Linked DNA regions of Homo sapiens: region 2 is linked to region 1. A link is a contact called in ENCODE Hi-C data. All regions are on one chromosome and are shown on one strand. The core of a region is the stretch at or near the end of the contact, and the rest is flanking DNA. Distances in the headings are between cores, read along the strand shown.

Region 1 (4,642 bases), core at 1,523-4,022:
ATTAAAAGATCGTAGTACCAGCATCCACCAATAATCTGCTGTTGTCTTCGTGAACTTTCTTATAATTACACAGTGTAGAACTTCCTGAAAACCTAGGCAGAAACGTTTGGCCCTCAAAATAAAAGGAAGTACCTCCACATAGAGAGGTCTGGAAATCAGCACAAATCCACAGAGAAGTAAGATTGCTGTGGAACAAAATAAGAACAGAGTTTAGAGCAAGAAGTGCTGACCAATAGTGGTCTCACTTGGAGGTAAATACAGAAATTCGATTTGGAAACAAAATCAGGCTACTACCAATCATGGAAGCAGTGTAGTTCTGTAGCTTTGTTTAGCTCAGATCTTTGCTTCAAACCCATGCACATTTTTTTATGCAGCCAGCTTTATATTTTGCTTCTTCATTATTTTTTCAGTTGCTTGCTTCTTAGAAAATCACTCTTTCATAACATCAATCTCTTTATAGTTTTTTCAAGGGGAGGGGGGATTGATAAATTTCTCAGTCCTTGATTGGACAAAAGAAGACAGCTTTAGGCCCCTGGTAACCAGATGGATGAATTCAAATAACTCCAAAGAATCTAAGGAGTGGAGACAGATAGAAGGAAGGGGCATCCAGGAATGTGTACAGATATAAAGTGGGCAAAGATCTAGATATTTCAGAAAATATAAATGGAATATATATGGAAGCAGTGAAGAAAAATTATCAAAAGCAGTCTGGAATAGATAAATCTGATTTCTAAATGCATGTCTCTATCTTCATTTTTTACCTACTAAATGGGCAAAGTAGGTGCACCACATGAGGTTGCCATGAGGATTAAATGACGTAATGCACATAAAGCACTTCAAACATGCAAGCGCTCCATAAATCTAAATAATCGTTAAAATGCATAAGACTTTGCTCAGTATTCCAAGTAATTTTGTCAAGAGCAGATATCCTTGACCCATAAATGCAGCTACGTGGAAGACGCTATTACTTCTTAAAGCAGCTCAACAAATCAAAGAAAGATATACAGCATTGCCAGAACTTGCATTAATATTAACCTCCTCTCTTTATTGTTCCACTTTTAGATTATAATACCCACAGGTTTTGTCACTCCACTTTAATCCTGTCCCTATTTATTCCTGTGCCTATTTAACTCTTAGCATAATTCTTTCTAGGTTATTATAGCAGATTTAAAAAAATCCTGGGCCAGGCGCGGTGGCTCACACCTGTAATCCCCGCATTTTGGGAGGCCAAGGCAGGTGGATCACCTGAGGTCAGGAGTTCGAGACCAGTCTGACCAATATGGTGAAACCCTGTCTCTACTAAAAACACAAAAATTAGTCAGGCGAGGTGGCAGGCACCTGTAATCCTAGCTACTTGGGAGGCTGAGACAGGAGAATTGCTTGAACCCAGTAGGCAGAGGTTGCAGTGAGATGAGATCATGCCACTGCACTCCGGTCTGGGTGACAGAGCGAGACTCCGTCTGAAGAAAGAAAAAAAAAAAAAAAGAAAAACAAATCCTTGTTTTGGTTTGGCTTTTTGGATCATAGCTAGAAATAGTTTTTCCAATAGAAAGAGTAATCTGAATGTTTCTGGGAAAGGCCTGGACAGCCACACACAAAATGTCACCCTCCCAGGTCTTGCCACAGTGTGTGAAATCCTATTAGTCATTCCTTTAAAGTCATGAAAGGCTTCTGCTAAATGCAACTGCTAGATGGGAAGAAAACAGGTAAGGCTTCTGTCAGCTATTAAAACTCCACCTTCAATTGCTTTTTCAATTTCCCCAGCATGCTTTCATTTATTCATTAAAGAGTTCAGCAAAACATTATTGAATGCATCCTCGGGGAAGGGATTACAAAATTGAATGAGCAGTGCTCTCAACCCTGAGGAACTCAGTCTCAAAAGCAGACAGTAGAGTATAATGTTAGGAGTGTTGCCATTGAAATCAGACAAACTTGGTTTCAAACAGTAGTTTTGCCATTTCCCCTTGGGGAAAACCTCTATATGCTTCAGTTTCTTAAATGAAGAAACTTTTATTTAAGGTTTTTTTTTTTTTCAATAAATAAGTTAATGTGTAAATGCTTTGTCAAGTTACTAGCAGGGAATAATTTAGTAGGTATTCATCATTATTATCATTACCATGATTTTTATATAAATAAAAATTATAATGGACCATATGTTTATATATATAATATATATGTTATATATATATTCAAAGTGCTTTAGTTACAGATACAGTGCAGTGTCTAATACTTCCTGGAAAACTTAAAGACTGCTCCTAAAGAGGGGATAATAGGGTTAAGTGTGGAGTCATTGCTGTCACAATGGCAGCCCGTGGGAAGAGTCTTGAAGAGAAGTGAGGCTTTAAGTAGAACTGGAGCAAAATATGTTAGTTGGGGAAATGTAATATAAAAAGGTTATGACGATGAGCTGTGGGAGTTTGCAATGGGCCCTATATGCCACGGTAACTGGCTTGGACTTTTAATCAATAGACATCCAATGAGAAGTTTTGGAAGAGTGATGAAATCATATTTGTTTTTGAGAAAAATCAAGCTGTCAATTGTGAGGAAGGCAGCCTAAAGCAGATAAGGGAACTAGTGATAGGCCTCCAAGGAAAATGTTGCTATCATCTGTGTGTTAAGGCAATATTAGAGGGACTGAAGATGAAATGCAAGTTTAAACAACACTTCCAAAGTAAAATCAACAAACACTGTATTATATCACAGGACAGTAGCTCAAACCAGTGTACTGAGAGCAACCTTGGAAATCCCCTTCACGACTTCCTCTATCTGCCAATATTCTCCTGCCACCCAGTCCCACACACATTCACTCTATCACCAAGACCTGTTGATCTCAAATCCTGAATCTCTCTCTAACTCTGTTCTTTTCTTGCTATCTTTACTGTCATGATCTTACATAGGCTATCACACTGTCTTCTGTGGACTATTTCATTAGCTCTTTATTTTACTATTGCTAAGCTCATCCATTTCTAGTTTATCCTTATAGGCTGTCGTAGTAATGTTGCTAACAAAACTTGATCATATCACTCTCCTAGTTAAAATTTTCCAATGGCTTTCCAATGGCTTTAGCTGTTACTCAAAAGATAAAAGATCAACTTAATTATAAACAAACCAGATACCTATTTCTCCATCCTCAATTATGGCCATACCAGTTTCAAGAGTATCAGTAGATGAGAGATTTTGTTGTTTACTCAAAAACTAAGGGTCTCTGGTTTGCATGTGCTCTCTATGTCATGAAATCAATCACAGTTTTTTGGTGAATTTTGACAGAAAGCTTGCTACCACAACTACAGAGTCATTTAGTTAATCTAAGTAAGGAATTAAAGGCCCTCCATAATCTTTCCCCAGCTTATTTCCAACATGACATTTCCAAATCTTCCCCTGAAGAAACAGGTGCATTCATCATCCTTTCTCGGAACACGTCTTGTGCTTGACCACTTCAAAGTTTCTACTCATGCCATCTCTCTTGTGTGAAACTCATTGCCCCTTTCTCTCTTCCTCTCCAGACCCTAAACATTCTCTGCAATCATTTTGCTCCCTGAAGCACCCGCAAGTCACCTCAGTCCACAGCGTTCACCCCCTTCTCTGAAATGCCCTAGCATTTAACATCTTACTATTCATTTGCAATTAACAATCAGTTCCTGCCTTTTGCTATTGCTGTATTGTTGTATTCAATTATTATTTATCTCTTGCTTTGTTTTATAACTTTTAAAGTTTTATACTTTATTTCCTAAACTGGACTGTAATCTCCTTGAAAGCTAGAATTTTGGCTTCTACTATTATTATTATCACTTTTAGGCCTTACAGAATATCTTGTATATATTAGGGATTTTGTGGTTGCTAAATTAACGTGTTGACTGATATAATACATCTACAGAAGAAAAAATAAAAACAAAAACAGTTGAAGTTCATAAACTAAAATCTGTTTGAGTTAATGAGCATAACTTTTTACTTATTAAATGTTACAGTTTTAAGAGAATAAGTGCAAACACATCAATGAAATTTTAATTATCAAATTTATTTAGATAGGCAGGAATATCTGTGCTTCCTTTGTAAAAGAAAAATCAAAAGCCCTATAACGATACAGTGCCCAATTCCTGTTTAGTTATACTGCCCTCTAAACAGAGAAAACCTTATCTTTTAAAGCCAAGAGTTGAAGGAGGAAGGAGGAGGGAGGCGTTGAGAGGGGCCAGAGAAGGAGAAAGGGGAGAAGGGACAGGAAAAAGAAGGTGCAGAGGAAGAGATAAGGGGAGGAGAGTGGAGGGGAAAGGAAAAAGAAAAGGGAAAGGGAACAAGAGAAAGGAATGGGGGGGAGGAGAAGGGAAATAATCTCTTCTCATTAAACTGGTTGTCAAAGTACTTTCCAAAAAAGAACACAGGATCCTGTTTCTGACTAAACCAGCTTTGTTCATTTTCCCCTCATGTTCCTCTTAGTGACATGGTCAAAATTGTGGCTTTGAAGGTCATTCTGGTTGCCTGTAGGAAAGTGGAACTGCAGACATGAGGATAACATGTAAGGGAGATGCATGGAGTGCCAGAGTTCTCCCTTCTCCATCCATCCTTCTCATTGGAAAGAGTGAGAAGATTTTGGAAACTTTTAGAGGTTAAAAAATTAACATAATATTTCTACTTACCAAGAACCTAG
Region 2 (4,642 bases), core at 679-3,178, 6.3 Mb before region 1:
TAGAACTCCATGTATAAGAAGGAATACCATCTTAGTTTGACCCTCTTTGGGGCAGGGTGGTAAAGGATTCTCCTATTTTGATTGCCTTTGTCACCATTCTAATAGCTCAGCTTAGGCATTGCCCAGGTATGCACATGTAGCTCTTTATGTGGTTATTATAGCTGATGAAGGTGGTGATATGCAGAGGAAATAAAAAAATGAAATCATAAAATAGAATTATCTGGTGCATATTGAATAACTTTCAATTTTGAATGTAGCAAATGTGTTTTCACCTTTAACCCAGAGCTGTGAGATCAAAATTGCTACCTACCTTCCTCAAAGTGTTGGTTCATTAATCAAATGGAAGAGTCCGTTTCTCTTTACATGGAAAGAGTCTGGATTGACAGGTTACTTACGTTAAGTCCAGACCTAAGTTGCCCATTTCTGCAATGTAAGATGATTGCATTGAAGAGTTTAATTATAATGGTTACAAACTCTCACTTCCAAATTAGCAAAAATGCTAGTCTTTTTCCCAGGTACCTTCATCAGAATATTCCTGAGGATCTCTGAGGTCAAGTATGTTCACTGAGATATTTCTGAGAACCTCTGAGGTTGCTGTGCCTGTTTACTGCTAGCTTGCTGTCACCTGCTAGGAGTAAACAGAATTGGATACATAACAGAAGGTGATACCTGCAATCTCTGGCCTTCAAACATTCTGGGAGTGGGCTTCAGGTGCCTGATGGCTCTCCATGTCACTGCTGAGGAGACAGGGGAGAGGTGCCTACCAGCTCCACTGGCTGAGAGCCTCACTCCCTGCTTTCAGTGCAGATCTCCCTTCCTCAGTATCACACCTGGTCAGGGCACAACAGAGCGAAGCGTTCTGCATACATTCAGCTTCATGTACAATATCTTTCCAAAGCTTTTCTGTAATGCCTGGGTAAAGAAAGCCTATGTTGTCTGTGAAATCCTGTGCTCAGAGCCATCCAGTCTCTTCGATGGTCCTACCCCTGGCAACAGTTTACAGTTTAGATTTTCCCCTTCATTTTGGTGAGTTTTCTCTTTAAAGATCCCTTATTATCTGACCTAGGTTGGGCCCCTACTAATCCATTAGGATTGTTTTAATTACTCTGATTCCCACATAAGGGATGGGGTTAATTCCAGTCCCTTTAGTTCAAGGAAAATCCTTTGCCCCACAGAAATTCTTGAATACAAGTTAATATCTGAGGGGGAGATGCAGTATCCAATTGCTTTCAGTGGATAGCAATATCCAGTGCTCTCCCAGCAGCGTTTGAGACCTCAATGTAAGTAGGTGTGTCTGGATGGAGTAACACCCAGTTCCTCAGCTAAGGACATCCAAGGGCGGGGCCCTCAAAAGTCCCATTACATAAAGTAGATACAACACTCAAAAGTCCATTATATAAAGTAAATACAACACAACCTGAGAACATCAGCTCAGAGTGGAGTGAAGAGCTGGTTTTTTTGAGGCTCTCTCTCTAATCCAGAGGCGGGGAACAGCACACTCTGGTCTTCATGCTACCACGAAGGAAGACCTAATAAAGGACTCAATTTTTTTTAAAGATTGATCTCCCTCTATTCAATAACCCATGTGTGAAATTTCAATTATACAAAACTAGAGGGAAAAGTATGTGTTTAGAACATGGTGTAGGGAAACACTGTGAGCAAAGCTGCTGATTGGGTCTGAAACTGCAAAATGGGTGTGACAGAATCTACTCGGAGCCATGTGACCTCCAGGGTGATAAGGATACAATGTGCCTCTCACCCTGTGCCCCTCCTACTTGGAAAGCTTTCAGTGGTTGGCTGCCAAGCAGAGCGCAGGGTCCTCTGGGACCTGGCCTGCGTGCTTCCTCAGCGTGGTTTCTCGTCCGCCTTCTGTCTGTGCTCCAGCAGCACTGCCCTGTTTGCTCTCCCCTGCACACATGACACCGTTTCTCACACCCCAGTCCCTGTGCTCATGCTTCTCACCTTTGTAGAACACCTCAGTGATTTTCTGGTTTCATACTATAACAAACCCCACAGGCCAGCTTTTCACATAGTTGTTACCAGCACTTGGCCAACAGTTGTTTTTTCATCAGTGGGTGGAGCAGCTTTTCTTGCCCCCAAAAAACAGTCAACCACTCATTTTTCATTGGGTATATGTATTCGGCAAACATTGGGTACCTGCTGTTTGTTGGCACTGGTGTTGAGAAGATGAATAACACACCCTCTATGGCCCTAGGGAGTTCCCATTCTGGTAGGGGGAACCTGACTCAGGCAGCAACAAAACCTTCTGGTAAGTGTTTTGCTGAAGAGTGGGGAGGTTCAGAGGGCTGTGGAAACCCAAAGACGTTTTACCTAACTTGAACATCATAGAACACTTCAGAAGAAACCACATGTCAGCAGGTCTTATGGGAGGAGTTGGCATTGGCTAGGCAGAAAAGAGAAGAAAAATGGGTTTTGGAGATACAGTACTGTTGTCACCCCTTTGATTTTTCACTAGAAGACACAAAAAGCTGTTTAAAATACTATCTGTTGATATTCTGTTCTAGAACTTGTATGTATTTTTTAAAGTGTTTGTCAACATTGCAACAAAGTACCCAGTTGAATGTATCCTGTTGTTTCAATGATTATGAGATGACTTGAAGTGCTCTTGAGAAATTTAAAGTTCGTTTGTGAACATGAATTCTAACTGGAGAAAAAAATAGGTGATGATAGTGAGTTGGATCATTGTTGCAGTTCTCTATTTAAACCTTACTATTTATCTTTTCTTCTGTCTTCATCTGGGAAAAAACCCAGAAAAGTATTAAATGCATATGCTTTAATTTTTGACTATATTTTAAATTACCTTGTTAGTTTTACCTAAAACTGTAATTTAAACCAGTTTAAAATTAAGGTTTACTTCTGGGCATCTTTTTATATAGTGGAAGGAAAGAAGTTGAACACTTACGGGGGAAATGGAAAGTTGATGTTATGTCTTGTTTTTGATATGGCTCAGTTTTTACATGACTGTTAAATGCTGCCCTTTAAATCTAGTAGAAATGTTAAATATGGGGATGTTACTTTTTATTATAAAAGAAACAACAGTTAAGGGGAAGCAAGTAGCTTTTAACAGATTTCATATTCTAGACTAGTTATGAAATCTGTTTTTGGTCTGGACAATAAAACATTTCTTGTACAATAAGAAGATCTCTTTTTAAGGTTATGAGAAGACAGATGATGTTTCAGAGAAGACCTCACTGGCTGACCAGGAGGAAGTAAGGACTATTTTCATCAACCAGCCCCAGCTGACAAAATTCTGCAATAACCATGTCAGGTAAGAACTACCAAAGAATGCCATGAGACCAGCCAGCAGAGCAGAGCTGGTTAGGTCAAAATGAAAATGCTTGCAAAGAGCTTTCAGTGCAGTCAGTTAATATTTGAGAGCTCCCTGTTGGCAGTGTGAATAGGCTGTTTCCCCATCTTCTCTCCCATAGAGAAATATTCATAAGAATCTGGAAATAGCGAGGAGCAGAAAGAATAAGCACCCATCCTCTGCCGATGCTGCATAGATATTGAATAATGAAAGCTGCTTATGTGTAAATGCCTCTGTCCTAAACCTGTTAATAGAGCGATGCGTTACTGGTTTTGGTTAGCAAGTTTTAACATTTTAGAAGAGGTCTTTGCAATTCTGCACCAAGAATTCCTTCTGGTTATATAGTCTTTAAGTATTGGTTTTTGATAGTTGTGAAGTTTAGTATGGTGTGGAGGAATGGAGGGCTGTGCGAATTACTTCACTGCACTGTTGTGTTTTCATTCCAACAATAATGTAAAAAGTATCTGTGTAAGCACTGGCCACTTATGCGGCTTCTGGGACCACATAAACACCTTCAATACCAATAAAGTGTTTCTCCAGTGGCAGAGTTAACTAGATTTGAGAAGTGCCCACTTAATATGTACAATTTCAAATTCTAGAGGAACATTTCTCAATTTGGGTAATGTGGCATGTGTCTGCTTTAATCTCCTTTCTATTTGATAAACAAGAGGAAGATCTGGGTGTTTCTAAGACCTAAGTAGTGATATCTTACTGATGTGGGCATATCTGGTGTGTTTAGTGTGGATTTCTAGCCATGTTCCTGGAGTGGCAGTGAAGAAAATTCAAACAGAACCCCAGAGATCTCCCTGAAATTATCCAGGAAAGGCATCTCTGTTTACAGTGTCTGGTCAAATTGCTCAAATTGCTGATTTCGGGGTTCTTTTGGCAAGATTTTATTTTCTAGTCACACGTTGTACTCTGTCTTATGGAGGGCTGGAGCCCTTTAACTCCAAAGTTGCTCTTCTTTGTAAGCTACTTCTAGTAATGTTAAGCAGAATAATTGGCCAAATAGGACAAAAGATTATGCAAAAAAAAAAAAATCTGTGGTATTCATGCTTTACCATTTATTTAACCTTTTCACTCTTTTTCATTTAGGTTAATGACCCTTTGCAATATTCTCCCAATTTGAAACAGCCGGCAAATGTTCCTTATCTAACTTTTTATATGTTAGTAACAGAACTTTGTAAGTGTGGGTGCTAATTATGGAGAAGTTTTATGCTACTTTTCATTTTTGTTTTCTAGCACTGCAAAATACAACATAATCACATTCCTTCCAAGATTTCTCTACTCTCAGTTCAGAAGAGCTGCTAATTC

Evidence for each region. Hi-C counts contacts between places; a loop is a spot of excess contacts on that map. Pooled maps may share reads with other maps.
Region 2: a loop to region 1 is called in a map with no recorded cell type, with 12 times the contacts of the local background. The contact joins two enhancer-like sites. A Hi-C loop is called at or near these places in 3 of 37 single-sample maps with no recorded cell type and 3 of 50 pooled maps.

Annotation. Positions count from the first base shown.
Region 1 is chr4:36,323,806-36,328,447 of GRCh38, reverse strand. All of the region lies in intron 8 of DTHD1 (death domain containing 1), which reads right to left. Among named protein-coding and RNA genes, the nearest start is that of DTHD1, 45 kb to the right of the region's middle. Within about 2 kb of position 2,772, at least 3 of the 41 ENCODE cell types and tissues checked have a DNase peak (open chromatin) inside an H3K27ac peak, as active enhancers do.
Region 2 is chr4:42,625,642-42,630,283 of GRCh38, reverse strand. It overlaps ATP8A1 (ATPase phospholipid transporting 8A1), which reads left to right. Exons shown (of 37, transcript NM_006095.2): 2 at 3,175-3,289; 3 at 4,571-4,642. Among named protein-coding and RNA genes, the nearest start is that of ATP8A1, 29 kb to the left of the region's middle. RefSeq lists a silencer at 3,267-3,316. Within about 2 kb of position 1,928, at least 15 of the 41 ENCODE cell types and tissues checked have a DNase peak (open chromatin) inside an H3K27ac peak, as active enhancers do.